Regions from separate parts of the Homo sapiens genome. Here region 2 is linked to region 1. Evidence: read pairs that join two places in POLR2A ChIA-PET (ENCODE). Cell type or tissue: IMR-90. All regions are shown on one strand.

What was found. Peaks named below come from ENCODE experiments on the same cell type or tissue, not always from the same donor. Only the 100,000 strongest peaks of a DNase experiment are listed, where the experiment ranks them.
Region 2: POLR2A ChIA-PET joins it to region 1 with 14 read pairs; 5 of 35 experiments call an interaction of 5 or more read pairs at or near these places.

What each region holds. Positions count from the first base shown.
Region 1 is chr12:45,608,462-45,616,461 of GRCh38, forward strand. LOC105369744 (a long non-coding RNA gene) reads right to left here and starts at 2,185. Exons shown (of 3, transcript XR_944889.2): 1 at 2,078-2,185. In IMR-90, no CTCF peak of the experiment used is centred here; DNase peaks (open chromatin) are centred at 3,830, 5,040 and 7,070.
Region 2 is chr12:45,706,280-45,714,279 of GRCh38, forward strand. No RefSeq gene overlaps it. Among named protein-coding and RNA genes, the nearest start is that of LINC00938, 18 kb to the right of the region's middle. In IMR-90, no CTCF peak of the experiment used is centred here; no DNase peak of the experiment used is centred here.

The sequences.
Region 1 (8,000 bases):
GAGCGATTCTCCTGCCTCAGCCTCCCAAGTAGCTGGGATTACAGGCATGCACCACCATGCCCGGCTAATTTTTTTTGTATTTAGTAGAGACAAAGTTTCATCATGTTGGTCAGGCTGGTTTCAAACTCCTGACCTCAAATGATCCACCCACCTCGGCCTCCCAAAGCGTTGGGGTTACAGGCATGAGCCACCGCGCCCAGCTGATTATTGTTCATTTTTAAAGAGTAAATAACCCCTCCACAGAAATGCTACTCCACTACTCTGTCCCTTCCCTCTCCTCCTCTCTCTCAAGCAGGTTTGTGACTTTGTTTCCTTAGATGGCTACAGCCAATGCCTAAAACTACCACTGGCAAAAAGAATGGAATTACTACGATTGGTTTACTTTAATTCACCCTGTGGGCCTGATCGCATGACCCAGGAACAATGACACTGAATGCAAGGTTCTTAACCTGGGGCCTATGAACATTTTGGTTAGCATTCAGGAATATCTGTGAACTGAGATGGGGAAAGCACTACCCCTTTATTTTTCAACAATCTCTAACTGAAATCGTTAACTGAAATCTTATTTCCTTCCATTATGAAGGTAGGCAAAAGACTACAGTCATAATAGGAGTGCATGTGATTTTATCACCAATAAAAATCACAGATATTTAATATCACAGTACAGTCACAGTTATGTTGCTTTCCTGCATTCCCCATCTTCACCTGCTTTTTGATCAATACTTGGAAGGGGTGAGTCAAAGACCATTCCACAGTTTAATGTTCTTATTCACTCTAAGCAACAAAGGCCTCCACACTAATAGATTTTCTAAAAATGTAAACTTAAACTTAACCAACCTGGAATTTGGTGAATTCTTTCCTTTTTTTTTCTATGCACTATCCTTACTACCTCCCCCAGCCTACACTTAACCTGCATTTCTTGTCCTCTCCATCCATACTGCTTCCCATCCCCATCCTATAACCCTTACTGTCTATCTTCAAGTTATTTACATGTGTATATAAAAACATAGGAGGCAAGAGATTAAAAACAGAAGCAGAAAACACAGTCTTTTCTCTCTCTCTTTCGCCTTAAATTGTAAAAGTAGGCCAGGCACAGTAGCTCACACCTGTAATCCCAGCACTTTGGGAGGCTGAGGCGGGCAGATCATTTGAGGTCAGGAGTTAGAGACCAGCCTGGCCAACATGATGAAACCCCGTCTCTACTAAAAATACAAAAATTAGCCAGGTGTGGTGTCAGGTGCCTGTAATCCCAGAAACTCAGGAGGCTGAGGCAGAAGAATTGCTGGAACCTAGGAGGCAGAGGCTGCAGTGAGCCGAGATTGCACCATTGCACTCCAGCCTGGGTGACAGAGCGCAACTCCATCTCAAAAAAAAAAAAAAATTTAAAAGCAGGATAAAGCCACGGTGGGGAACCCCTAGGGCCTTGGTGTCTGGGTTTGAAAGTATGTTCCACCCCTTACTAGAAGTAGGGCTTGGGAGGGTTTCAGGACCTCAATGAGCTTAATTTCCCCATTTGTATAATGAACATAATAATAATATCTGCATCACAGATGAGAAAATGCACATGAAGTGCTTATAAAGTGGTGGCACACAGTAAGTGACTAATGAAACTTTGTTATTACTAGTATCATGTGAGGAAATTATTCTGACTAAGTGCATAATTTGGTCAACTCTCCATGGCATACATCACCCAGTATTCATGTCTGAAGAGATTTTCTTCTTTTGTTGGCCAGCTAAGAAATTTTATTTATTAATGTGTTCAAGAAATACTTACTGAGCCCATACTAAGTTTCATCCCTTGTATTCAGTAGGGGCTTAGTTAACATCCTGTATAAACACACAATAGAATATGTTATGATGCTTCAGCTAAGGCGAACTCGTTGTATTTCTACCTATTATCATGGGAAGAGCTCCAATGTCAGAGTATTTAGTGGGAGAAAAAAGTTGCTGACAGTTTATCCGCACTAATTCCATTCTTATAAAATCACATAAACATACACGCAAAAATACTACATATTTTGTATGGATCTCTATATATTATGTAAATGTGCAGAGGAAGTTCTAGACTGGTACTCACCAAATTGGGACGGAAACTAAGATTGGAAGTGGGGGAGCCGTTTAAAAGAATGTTAAACGGCCGAGAACCGTGGCTCACACCTGTAATCCCAGCACTTTGGGAGGCCAAGGCGGGTGGATCACCTGAGGTCAGGAGTTCATGATCAGCCTGGCCAACTTGGTGAAACCCCATCTCTGCTTAAAATACAAAAATTAGCCAGGTGTGGTGATGCGTGCCTGTAATCCCAGCTACTCAGGAGGCTGAGGCACGAGAATCGCTTGAACCAGGAGGCGGAGGTTGCAGTGAGCCGTGACTGCGCCACTGCACTCCAGCCTGGGCGACAGAGCGAGACTCCATCTTAAAAAAAAAAAAAAAAAAAAGAATATTAGTCTTATGGGTTATGTTCAAATTTTTACATGAGGATGGAATATAATACCCAGATAATATCAAAAAAGCAATGCTGTGGCTCCTGCCAGATTTCCTGGGTATCTAATTGCCACAACCCATGCAATTTCTGACTTCGAATAGATTCGGTTAACAACTTTAAAAAAAGCCTAATCACACACAGAAGATCCAGTGTTGTCTCTCTTTTCTTCAGTGCCTTGGAGAAAAAGGCAGAGGCATATTTATATAAGCACACCTACACGACTTCTAAATTTACCCATTTAGAGATGTGCGCGCACAGACACGCTGCCTCCCAGGGAGACGCGCGCCTCGCCGGGGCTGAGGCTGGCGCTGGGGCTGGCGCTGGGGCTGGGGCTGGGGCTGGGGCTGGGGCTGGGGCTGGGGCTGGCGCTTGGGTCCAGTGCAGCTGCGCGTCTTCCTCCATCCGGCGCCAGCCCGAGTCCGCACCTTCCATCCTTTCGTCGGCTGGACCCTTAACAATGTCAGACTAGAGGAAGCAAGTTTAAAAGTCATGGGTGACAATTTTCACTTCCAATACGTGGGATGCTGAAGATCTGAGGTCCAGCCGTGCTCCTCCTCTGGCTTGCTCTGTGGTCCTGGCAAATCAGATTAACTTTCAGGCCTGGGTCAAGCGGAGGGGATGATGCGAAATGCTGTCAATCGGTTCATAGAGGAAACTTTGAAAATGCTGAGTCCTTAGAAAGCAGCAATGGTTTTACATGGTTATAAAGCACACTCCTTAGTGAGTTTCTACACACACGCAATGTATGTATTTTGGAAACATCCAATTATATTTCTGTGTATGGCATATTCTAAATTCTATGTCAGCATAAATAATATGATGTATATCTACAGTGTTTATGTATGTGCATAATTTTGTGTACATAAACATTGTATTTATGTAACACGCACATTTGAAGTGTCTATTAAATGTATATATTAATATATTTGCAAAGTTTTATCTCTTGTTCATGTCACAAATATAAACTCTACTGGGTGTTCATAATTAATATATAATGGCTATCAGCAAAGCCTATGTGTATAAACTGCATAATTTATAATGATGCAGACATGAGGTATCTTTAATATAGGACTAGTAACGTATAAAGGTAAAGCAAACAAGGTGCTTAGGGTGCAAAATCTGAGGAGTCCACCGCTCAGGTTCCTGCAAAGGCCGCTTGTCTCACCCTAGTACTGGTCCTGATAAAAATGCCAGTTTCTCTTATTATCTTCATCGCAACCAGAAACTATTACTCATTACTAAGTGCCAGGCACTGTTTTATGCACTTTAAATATATTAACCAAGCTAAAGAAATGTCATGACTACAAATAACATGAATTCTAAGTGAATTACAGGAAGTTGTGACTAACAAGTAAAATGTTTTGAAAGCCGTAACTCAAAAGTCCCAGCTAGACATGGCCTCTAATGAAGACTTCTGCAGTGAAGTGATGAGTCCATATCTCCCAGGAAGTCATGGCACCTAAGCTAAATCCAGCAGTCTTTCCTGTACATTAATTGTTTTTCTTTAATACACACTGTATCAAGGGTTCTACTGATCTCTCTCCACATTGGAGCAGCGTGGCAGGATATACGCTCCAAAACTTTCTGCCTAGATGATGGACAGACTTCAAAAAGAAGAATGATATGTATTTTCATTTTCTATATTACCGTTACTACTTTCAAAACTGAGGTAGATAATGGAGCTTATGATAGTCTAACTGTACTTCAACAAGATAATATGTTTATATTTAAACTCATTCAGAGACCAAGGAAGGGGGATTTACAGAACATATTATCTAGTATCTAGCTACAGGTGATTTACTGTTGTTCACTGAAATGCAGTTGAAGCACAAGATGGATAATAATATTATATTGTGGTATATATCCTGTTCACATCAGACCTTCGTAATAAAAGCCGAACACCAATCTACAGAACCTGTCTTAAATCTGCCATCTAAGATACTGATTGTAAAATAAAATGATCAAAGTGCAGTTTATCTCTATACTGCCTTCCCCTGAGATAGTGGTATGCAAAGAACTTCCTATTTTTTAATTTATTTACATTCAGTCAACAGAAACATAAATTAAATTAAAAACCTCAGTGTTATGCAGACTGAATAAAGCATACCTAATATGTTGCTAAGTAGACTTTTTTAAGGTATTGCAGACTACAGCTTGTATTGTATTTTTATCCAGTGCACCTTTCACTACCTACCAACAACAAAATATGCTGATAAAAATAATAGATTAAAATGAATTTTGCAAACCAGCAATTTCACATGCTACACTCCTGCTGAGAATAAACAGTTTTTACTGGCTCTTTTTATTTGACACATGAAATCCAGTATTCCTGCCAACTGATTTCATTTTAAATAATTTCCTAAGGACCCAATGGAAAAAGACCATAAAGGAGTTAACATTGAATAGAGAGATCACAAATGAATTTTAAGCAAACCTTTTTGTCTTTACAGGCAAGTAATTGTAGAAAAATTAAAGGCCAAACTTCCCTATAAAAAGAGATGCCCTTGTGTCATAGAATGTAGATGGCAGAAAAGTATGAGGTCTGGGGTGAATCATCCTCTCTTCTAAACACATATACGTACTTAGACTCAAGTTAAAGTGAAGGTCAAGAGAATCCTTGGAGGGGAAAAGAAGTTCCAGTACTTCTCACATTTCTGCTACACCCGGGATTTAGCTGCTGTCTTCTCGGTGCTGCTGTGGCCCCTCACACAAACCCCTATTGTGACAGTCATCTTAATGAATTATAATAATTTGTTTGTTGTATGTTTTTGATTGTGTGTGTGTCTACTTGTTATCTTTCCAATGAGACCATAAACTCCCTGAGAAGAGAAATTGTCCCCAGCTCCTAGCCCAATATTTGGCACTGAGTAGGTGTTCTGTAAATGCCTGGTGAATTTAAATGGATATTGAAAATAATAACGTATGATTTAAAAGAATGAGAGAGGAACTTGGAAGGGGGAAGAAACAATACAGTCACATTTGATTGATGTTGTAGAAATAAGAGCTGGTTTTAGGTGCAGTTAACACATGGAGATTTTTAAGGTCAACTATTGCACCACCTCCTTTTCCCATTTGGGCCAGTTAATTCCTCCACTCATTCATTCATTCATTCATTCATTCATTCAGCATATATCTGTTGAGTGCCAACTCTGTGCTAGGCAAATGTTACCTACTGTAGTAGCTGATACCATGAAACACAGGATCACTGTCATTTGTTAAGGTCTCACTGCAGATATGTCAACAGAGTTAGAGCTGAGCTTCAAGTTTATGCTCAAGCTAAGCCGTGGAGCACTTTTATTTTACCATTTAAATGTATCTTGCCATTAACTAAGTAGTTTCAGTCTCTTTAGGCCTCAAAGATTTACTCTAGGATATATTTGACAATATAACCAGATCTTCTTATGATTCTGGCTTAATTCTTCAACTTTGCCAGTGATATGCTCAGTGCCACTTATAATTATGCTGAAGTGGTCCTCATTTTCCCCAAGAGTTTCAGATTAGACTGGAGACCCACGGCCAGGATACTTATCTTTTTCTGTACTTCATTCTATGGTGAATGTCTTGTTTTCCTTCAACAAATAATATGTACTTCTAATATGATCAAGGGAAACTGGGAATAAAAATTGGGTTGTCTTGCAGTCTCAGTCTTAAAATATGTTGAAAGTGGTATCATATGACCACTTATATAGATTATAAAAAACATTTCTTTGTCTTTTCAATCAATGACAAAGAAAATTCCCAAAAGTGTTTTAAAACAAAACTAACCTTTTCACTAAAGTGAAGATAAGTAGGCAGATGTCTTTTAAAGCTGTACAAAGCCTCAGATTTCTTTCTTTCTTTTTTTCTTTCCCATTTACACATAATTTCTGGATGCAGGGTGGTGAGGCCATTCAGTAAGATGGAGTATAGAAGTTTTGCTTAAAATAGGAATAAAAAGGAGCTTTTTGCCCCTTGTAATTTCTCCTTATTAAGCTGACAAAAGCATCTATTTTAGAATTCTGTTAAAAGCAAGCTTGTTTGCTGATAGGTCAAAGAAGAGAAACAGTGAAATTATAAGTAAGAGACCCATTTGTTCTAGCCATGTTGCTGTCAGGACGGTATTATCCCTTTCAATGGGCTTTCTGATTATAATGATAGAACTGACAGTGGATTCAGCATGTATCTTAAAAATATGATTTATAATTGAGCAGTTCATCAAAACAGGTACTGGTCTTATCACAAGTTCAATAAACACTGTTGAAAATTCAGTCTTATGTTTCTACTTTCATTAATTAATTCTATCTTATTTTATCCTTGCAGTCCCTTTCTTCTCCTTACATTTCTACACCTAAATATGAAGTATAGGCATTGTCATCATTTCTAGACTGTACCAAATTGTCTTTGCATAGTTTACCATTGCTTAACCACAGGATACACTCCATAAATCTTTTTTCATAAATCAATCCTTCCCTTCCATTAATCATTTTCATTATTTATCTCTGACTTCCCTCCAAGATTGTCAACACTGCTTGTTTATTTAGGTGCTTGAAATTGAATACAGTGGTCTGGGAGTAATTCTAGCTACAGTTGTATGAGAGGCCATAGCCTCCCTTCCCCCTCCGGGCTTCCACACTGACTCACACAGTCCTGTTGTCTTTTTGTGGTTAATATTCACTGTAAATTTGTCCACATTTCTCCTGGTGCTCCCTCCTTCTTTGATTACTACTAACAATCCCAGTTTTCCAGATTCTCTTCTTCAATGAATGCTTCTGACATGATTTTTTTTGGCCACATATTTGTTTGCATCTTTCTGAAAACAATTTCATTTTTTTCATCCCTTATTTCTGACTTGTTTTGGTTCTTCCGAACCATACTGCTGTCCATATCCTGGCCATTTCTCAAAGCTTGTAACACCTCCCAATTTAGTCTTTTCAACAACTGCCATGAGCATTCTGTTCATTCTCTTTTCTGGATTATTAATGCATACATAAAATACAAACTATGGTGACTTGCTAAGAGACAGACCCTCGGAACTGCACAGAATGCCACTGTTGTTACCTTTTACAGATGGCAGCTTCAGCCTCCTTCAGTCTGCGTGGCTGTGTTGTTATCAAGGCTATGTGGAATGAAGGTGTCGGGGGAAATTGCATAGCATGTCAAATTAAATGTTTTGTTCAAGTCTGAATATGATGCAGACGTCATACTATGTTCCAGTCACTAGCTCATCTCTTCTCCGTGGATAAACAAAGCTCTATAAAATCTGATCTTGCTTCATGGGGGTTTGGGGTGGGTAGTCTGGTTTTATTTTATAGTTTGGCTCAGTTTGAAGTTTGTTTTGGTTAAGTTCTTGAGCACCCCTCCCTCAGAGAATTTTTTTACTTCAGGTGATGCATTTTGGTGTGTCAAATGCACATCCAGGGGAGCTGAAGAGAATATCATAAATAGTTCAAAAATATGTAGCAGTAGGTGCATATTCTGAATGCTCTGCTGGTGCCCATGGTCCTGAGGTTGGGGTTTCCTTCAATTGAAAGATCAGAA
Region 2 (8,000 bases), 98 kb after region 1:
ATAGAGGGAACTTCTTTAGCATGGCAAATCAAGTAAACCAGGCCCGTTTTGATTGGTTGCTATGAATTTCCTGTTTTTTATTTTTACTTTTTATTTATTTATTTATTTTGAAAAACTGGCCTGTTTTAGAGTTCAGTTTGATTATGTGGCACCTAGCATGATTGACTCCATTATAGTTTGGTCTGGTCTACTGGGGCGCAGTGTAGGAGGCTAGTCCAAAACAATGTCTCCTATAAGTTTTATATAACAGTGATTTGATCATCCCTTAATGCAGACCGTCCTCTATACACGATAAGCATGATGGCTTCAACTAAAACCTGTCAACAAATCCCAAATCTGCAGCTTTGGGCCAGTTCTAGGCTCCTGATCTGAATATTAAAGTGCCTAGCCTTCCTGAAGCTCAACATGTCTATAACTGAACTTACTGGCACCCTCTCCTCCATGCATTTTCCCTATGAACTAATGTCATCACCTTTATTCACTTATTCAAGACAGTCATTTGAGAATTAACTTTGATACTTCCTCTTCCTTTCCTCCTACATCTACATCTAATTGGTCATTAAGTCTTAATTCTCTCTTGAATCAGTCTCCTGCTCTCCTACATCACTGCCCTAATTTAGGACAGTTGTCAGTAGGAACATAGTAATAACATTCTAACTGGTTTTCCCACCTTTCTCCTGCCTTCTTTGTCTACACCACTGCCAGAGAGACTTTCCAAAGTTGAAAGTTTAATTGTGCAGAATCTTTTCGATCATTCCCCATTACCTTCATGACACATTCTTAGTTACTTAGGATGGCATCCAAGGCCATTTGTATTCTAGCTTTGCTGAAAGTAGTCAATCTAAACTACTGAAGTCCCCTGATTAACACCATGCTCTCTAACCTCTTTCCCTAAGTTGCCTGTGTCTTTCCCACCCCCACTATTTAGTCCAAATCAACACTGAGTTCAGAGCTCACCTCCTGTAGAGTGTTTCCTTAGCCTCCCCAGCTACGATTAGGTGCCCCTCTGGTATATTTTCACAGCACCCTGTGTTTACTTCTGTTAGGGCACTCAAATCAACCCTGAAACTGCTAATTTACATATCTGGACCCCAGTTTTAAACCATATGAATAATAATACTTAGCGTTCGTTGAAAGCTGTGTACTAGGCTTTGTATTAAGTACACTGCATGCATTATTTAATCCTCATGACAAACCTTAGAAAGTAGGAACTAATACTACCCTCAACTTGCAGGTGAAGAAACTGAGCATAGAGTGGTTAAGAAACTTCCGCATGTTGCAGAATTATATCTTAATGTTTTTGGAAGGCAAGGATCATGTACTATACGTGTATGAGGAGAATGTGGCAAAGTCTGGCACGTGGTAGTGCTTCAATAAAGGTTTACGGGTCAAATAAACAAATGAAGAGCTCAGAGGACAAACCTGTGACAAACGAACAGAAATTAAAAAGCAGCAGATTTTAGTTTAACATAACAAAAAACTTGGCCGGGTGTGGTGGTTCATGCTTGTAATCCCAGCATTTTGAGAGGCTGAGGCGGGAGGATTGCTTGAGCCCAGGAGTTCAAGACAAGCCTGGGCAACATAAAGAGACCCTGTAGCTACAAAATGTTTTTAAAAATTTAGCTGGATATGGTGGCACATGCCTGTAGACCCAACTACTCAGGAGGCTGAGGTGGGAAGATTGCCTGGGCCCAGGCAGTTGAGGCTGCAGTGAGCCAAGATTGTACCACTGCACTCCGGTATGGGCAACAGAGCAAGACCGTGTCTTGAAAAAATTTTAAATTAAAGGAGAAAGAACTTTATATTAGTTAGACCACCCAGTGGAATGGATTTCTCAAAAAACAGGTACATATAGCACTTATCATACTGAAGAGTATTTATACATTTGCATTTCCCCCCTTGTGAGTAGGGAGTATTTCAGCTTTTATTTTTATTTTTATAATAATTTTATTTTATTGCTTTTATTGCTCAGGATCTAGCCAAGGGCTAGAGATGCTCAGCAGTGTTTGTTGAACTGAACTGGTCTGAATTTAAAACCCCTACAAACTAAAAGTGGGCATTTTTAGTAGAAGTTTAACTCTCATTGTTCTTTATTTCTTCCCACTATTCTGCATTTCTTTCAAAAGAACTTTGAGAATAAAGAGAGGACAGGAAAAAAGTTTAGAGACTTCATTTGCTGCTAGCAAAATTTCCATTAGAAAGTCAGTAAGGGCAGGGAATGTGTCTTTTTATCACTGTGTCCTTAGCCTAGCACATAGTAGCCAATCAATAAATACTTGTTGGATGAAACACACACACATACAGACAGACACACCCCAACAGTGTGCTCTTTACTCCCAGATGGGACCCATGGAAATATATCCCATAGAAGGAATGTCTACATAAGGTGAGAGATTGGACTAGATCAGTTTTATCACACTGGAAAACTAGTTAAATTATTCACATTGGATCCCAAAGTGAAAGAAAAGAGAAGGAAAGAGAAGAAAAGCACTAAATCTCAATTGTCATTCCCAAAGCTGAGGCAAGACTTAAGTAGTAGAAATCTTCCTCAAATACCCATAGCAGGTAGTAAAAAAACAGCAGGCTGCATGACCTCTGCAGTCCCTGACAAATTTAAGATTATTTCATTCTCATTTATGGATCCTAAATATCCAACTGAGAGGCTGTATTTCAAGACACTGATTGCTAGGTCTAGAATTCTTTAAAAATTATTCTCAGCAATAAGGATATAGCTATACAAAGAGAGACAGAAGCCTGGGCAACATAATAAGACCCTGTCTCTAAAAAATGTAAAAAAATTATCCAGACGTGGTGGTGCATGCCTGTGGTCACAGCTACTCTGGAGACTGAGGTGGGAGGATTGCTTGAGCCTGGAAGGTCAAGATCATAACACTGTATTCCAGTCCGGGTGACAGAATGAGATCCTGTCTCAAAAATAATAATAAAATAAAATAAAAATAGAAAGAGAGAAATTATTAACCAAATGGAGTTTATATCATTCTAATGGACTATGGGTTGGGAGACAAATGATAAACAAGCTATTTTAGATAAGAGTGTCCAGAGAAGGTACCAAGAGACCAGGAAGTGGCAAAATTAAAGAAACATCATGACAGTGGTTACATCTTAAAATGCTAGGCTCTGCAGTCATTGGTACTAGTTAATGGGGCCTTAGAGTAATTTTTGACACTAACTTGTTAACACTTCGAAGATCTATTCTTTTCTGAGTGTCCTACTATCTAAATTCCCCATATATGTTGTTTCTAACTGCTCCCGCTTCTTCACTGGTTTCCAGCTTTCCTCTCCTCTGGGCATATACAAATGACTAAAATTTTCCCTTTTCAAAAATCATCAACAAATCTGTTAAGAAGCATATGTCAGTTTTCTGTCATCTATCTAATTTTTATTCCTGTTTTATCTCTCTCAAGTCTACTGCTAAACTATTCTAACCATTCATTAGAGTCTCTCTTCTTCATTCCTTCAGTAAACCAGAATAATCTCTTTTTATATTTACCAAGCACCCTTCCTCTCCTCATTTAAAAATCCTGATTTTCTCTTTCCTCTATGAAATTTTTCCTAACTTAGTAGAAATAAGGTTAAGCATTAACATATTAGCAAATATACAATTACAGCCAGGATTTGAAAGTTATGTCATAAAACAGTAAAATATGGAGAAAATGATTACAACTAGATTTTACATGTTTTATATTCAAATTGGTTTATCAATGTTTATATTTCTCTTTAGCTTGAGTACGAGACCTCAAGACACAGACTATTTTTTTGAGCTATATTTCATGATTTCTAGCACCGGCCCTAATTAACATTAGATGTCTTGATAGGCTTCAGATCCAAATGATGGAGATAATTGTCTGCCATTGTGGAGTCAATATATAAGAATCACAAATACCTCCACGCGGTATTATTTCCTCGCAAAGAACCCTAAAGACCAATATTTGCTTTTAAAAATGTAGCTCTTAAATAAAGGCTTGGTGGATACTCTGGGCACACTGCCTGTGTAGTAGCCCTGCTCTGTAAGGAGCAGTTAAAAAAATTAATTAAAAAAAAAAAGGCTATCACTCACAGCAAAAAAATATTTTTAGAAGTCCAATGAGGCTGAATGTTCTTTATGACCACCATATGTATATCTTCCAACCTAGACCATTTCCCTCTGGGATACACTTTCAGTAGTTATCACTTCAAATTTAAGGAATACTTTGTACCTAGGGTTCTCAATTAATCATATTCAGTAGGATATTTTTTCCCAATTTTAAAGATAAATAATATTAGAAATATGAAATCACTCATTCAATATTTCAAAGTAAAGTAGTATTGGAGCTAGTAAGATCCAGAACTCTTATTTTTGTTTTGGACAACTCTTGTATATTTAAATATTTACTATTCTTAAATATTAACTATTACTGTTGTATATTTAAATATTTATATAGTATAAATTATATACAAAAGAAAGCATTTAAGCTCTAGGGTTTGATCATATTGAAATAAATATAAATCTGCTTACTTTATGCAAGGAGCATATGAGAAATATCCAAATGTTTTATAACATTTTCCTTTAACTGTAATAAATGACTATGCTGGAAAAAACAATTATTTTATAGTGCAGGGTCTCAGGGAACATTAATCTTATTTCAAGTAAAAGCATTTTATCTTTTTATAGCTGATTTAATAATCTGTGAGTGACTAGATGAAATACCATACACAAATGTGCCTGGCACAGGGTAGGTACTCTGTGCACGTGATCAGATCTAAATGTAGAATCTATTCTTTATGGATAAGTCACATGATCCAGGATTTCTTCTGCTCAGACACCCAGATGCCATGATAGAATCCAGAGGTGATTACAGCTAGATACCAAATCAATAAACATTCAAATGTTTTCAATGTTTTTCACTACCATGTGTGTCTGAGCCAACTTTAAAACAAATAGATACTTTTTCTTATACAGTCATGCATCACTTAATGATGACCATACATTTTGAGAAATGCATCATTAGGCAATTTTGTCATTATGGAAACACAGAGTGTACTTACACAAACCTAGATGGTATAGCCTACTACCCACCAAGACTATATCGTAGAGCCTATTGCTCTGAGGCTACAACCTGTACAGCATGTTACTGTACTGAATACTGTAGGCAATTGTACCACCATGGTAAGTATTTGCACATCTAAACATAGCTAAACATAGAAAAGGTACAGTAAAAATATAATAGTATAATTTCTTGGGACTCTGCCATAAATATGGTCCATAATTGACTGAAATGTCATTGTGGGACACATGACTGTATATATTTATCATAAATGATAGTAGTTCGCAGTTAGTTTCTGTAACACCTACATTCTATCTGGTTCAAGTTCATTAAAAAAAATACAGTCATGCTTCACTTAATAACGTTTGGCTTACATAAATTCAAAGATGGCTGGCATCTTAGATTTATTTATTTATTTATTTATTTAAAGACAGGGTCTCACTCTGTTACCCAGGGTGGAGTTCAGTGGCATGATCATGGCTCACTGCAGCCTTGACCTCTTGGGCTCGAGTGATCCCCACTTCTCAGTCTCCTGAGTAGCTGGGATTACAGGCACACACCACCACACCTGGATGTTTTTATTTTTTGCAGAGACAGGGTTCTACTATGTTGCCCAGGCTGCTCTCGAACTCCAGGGCTCAAGTGATTCTACTGCCTTGGCCTCCAAGGTGCTAGAATTACAGGTGTGAGCCACCATGCCTAGCCTATAATGCTTTAATACTCCAGTTAGGGTCAATCCAAGTGGAGTTTTGTCAGAATATTTTTTACCTAAATAAACATGGACTTTAATAGATGACAGCAAATAGTGTTTTCATTTGTTTGAGATGGGCCTGCTGTGCTGCCCAGGCTGGAGTAGAGCAGCATGATCATCGCTCAGTGCAGCCTTGACCTCCCAGGCTCAAGTGATCCTCCCGCCTCAACCTCCCAAGTAGCTGGGACTACAGGTGGGTGCCACCACACCTGGCTAATTAAAAAACTTTTTTGTAGACACAAGGTCTCACTATGTTGCCCAGGCTGGTCTTGAACTCCTGGGCTCAAGTGATCCTCCTGCCTCAGCCTCCCAAAGTGCTGGGATTATAGCCATAAGCCACCATCTTACTTTAATAGTTAAGTTTTTTTAATTACCAAGTAAAGTATGCAACAGAAACTCATCCTCACTTCTCAAAATTGTGTTTCACTTCTTTTTTTAAAGAGATGGAGTCTCGCTATGTTGCCCACGCTGGCCTTGAACTCCTGGGCTCAAGGTATCCTCCCGTCTCAGTCTACGGAGTAGGTAGGACTACAGGACTACAGGCATGTGCCATGTGTTTCATCTTTTAAATTCAGGGATGCAGGGAAGCATGTGATCATCAGGGATAAGGAATATAAGAAGGGTCAGAGTTTATTTTTTATTTATTTATTTATTTTTTTTAGTGTGTGTTTTAAGCAGCCAGGTTTTTTTGGGCGGGGGGGTGGGAGGGGTTTTTTTTTTTTTTTTGAGCCAGGGTCTTGCTCTGTCACCTGGATGGAGTGCAGTGGTGCAATCATGGCTCACTGCAGCCTCGACCTCTCAGGCTCAAGTGACCCTCTTGCCTTGGCCTCTGAAGTAGTTAGGACCACAAGTGCATGCCCAGCTAATTTTTAATTTTTTTTTGGAGATAGGGTCTCGCTGTGTTGTCCGGTCTGGTCTGAACTGCTGGTCTCCAGCAATCCTCCCGCCTTGGACTCCCAAATTGCTGGAATTATAGGCATTTTGGGCATGGCCTAAGCAGTCATTTCAAAGAGGCCCCCCATGGCAAAACATTTACTGAAATATGTCCTGTTGTAACGAAGAATGACCCACACATAGAGTATGTTATGAGTCTTGGAAATCGATCAAGTTCTCTCAATTGTACTGCAATATTCCTTATATCTACTCTGTTTTCTCATTCTGTTAATGAACCCCTTGCTTCCAGTTTCCTGTTTTGTCATGATAGTGGTTTACTACATTCCTTACAAGTCACCTCCTGTTCTCAATCTCTGTCAAGACAACTGTTTTCACCAGTTGTGAATAAGCAATAATTCTAAAAGTTAAACATATGTTTAAACAGTCAAATCTGTATCTATCTGCAATTATCTATAATAGTGTAATTCCCCTTCATGTATTTTCATATGCTTGAATGGGATGGAATTCACTGCAGGAAAGCCTAGGGCCCAGGAATTGTACATAACCCTGCACATGTGTATGTCTATCATTTGTGTAGCACAAGAAAAATGACTGAGAATAATATAATCTTTGGGAAAAAAGTCCAAATCCCAGATTGGCCTCAATACAGCTTTCTGGCTTCTTTTTCGCCCTCACTCCCACAAAATGGGCTCATTCAGTGGGCCATTCACCATTCCCAAAGCATGCCATACACTTTTGTGCCTCTGGGTCTTTGAATATCCTAGCCCTCCCTTCCCCATTAATCAGAACAATGAACATTCTTACTTTAAGACACACTATTCTTATAAAGCTTCCAGACTTCTCCAGGCAGAGCCAATACCTGCATCATACTCCTTGATCATACTATAGTAGAATTACTCCTATGTCCACTCCTCCTTCCCACCACTCATGAACTCCAAAACTTAAGGCACTGTGCCTTCTTCAAACAGCTTCTTATCTTAGCACATTGCTTGGCTAACATTGTCACATCCATGGGTAGTTTGAATGGAGATAGAAAAAAAGTAACAGCAACAAAACATCTGGTTCTAAGGGATATTAAAGAACTCTCCAGTTGTTTATAAGACTTGCTCATTTAAGCTACTGCATGAACCTCTAATTTAAAAGAGCATCAAGGCAGGAAGTCTTGAAATTTCCATTAGTAACACTTTTCTGTATCAAATAGTCCTTGTTAAAAGTTTTCTTTTACAAAGAAATTCTCATAAAATTCTGCAAAAAGGATGCTCAAATTGCCAAAATATGAGTTTCACAATACCTATTAAGGGTCCTCTAAA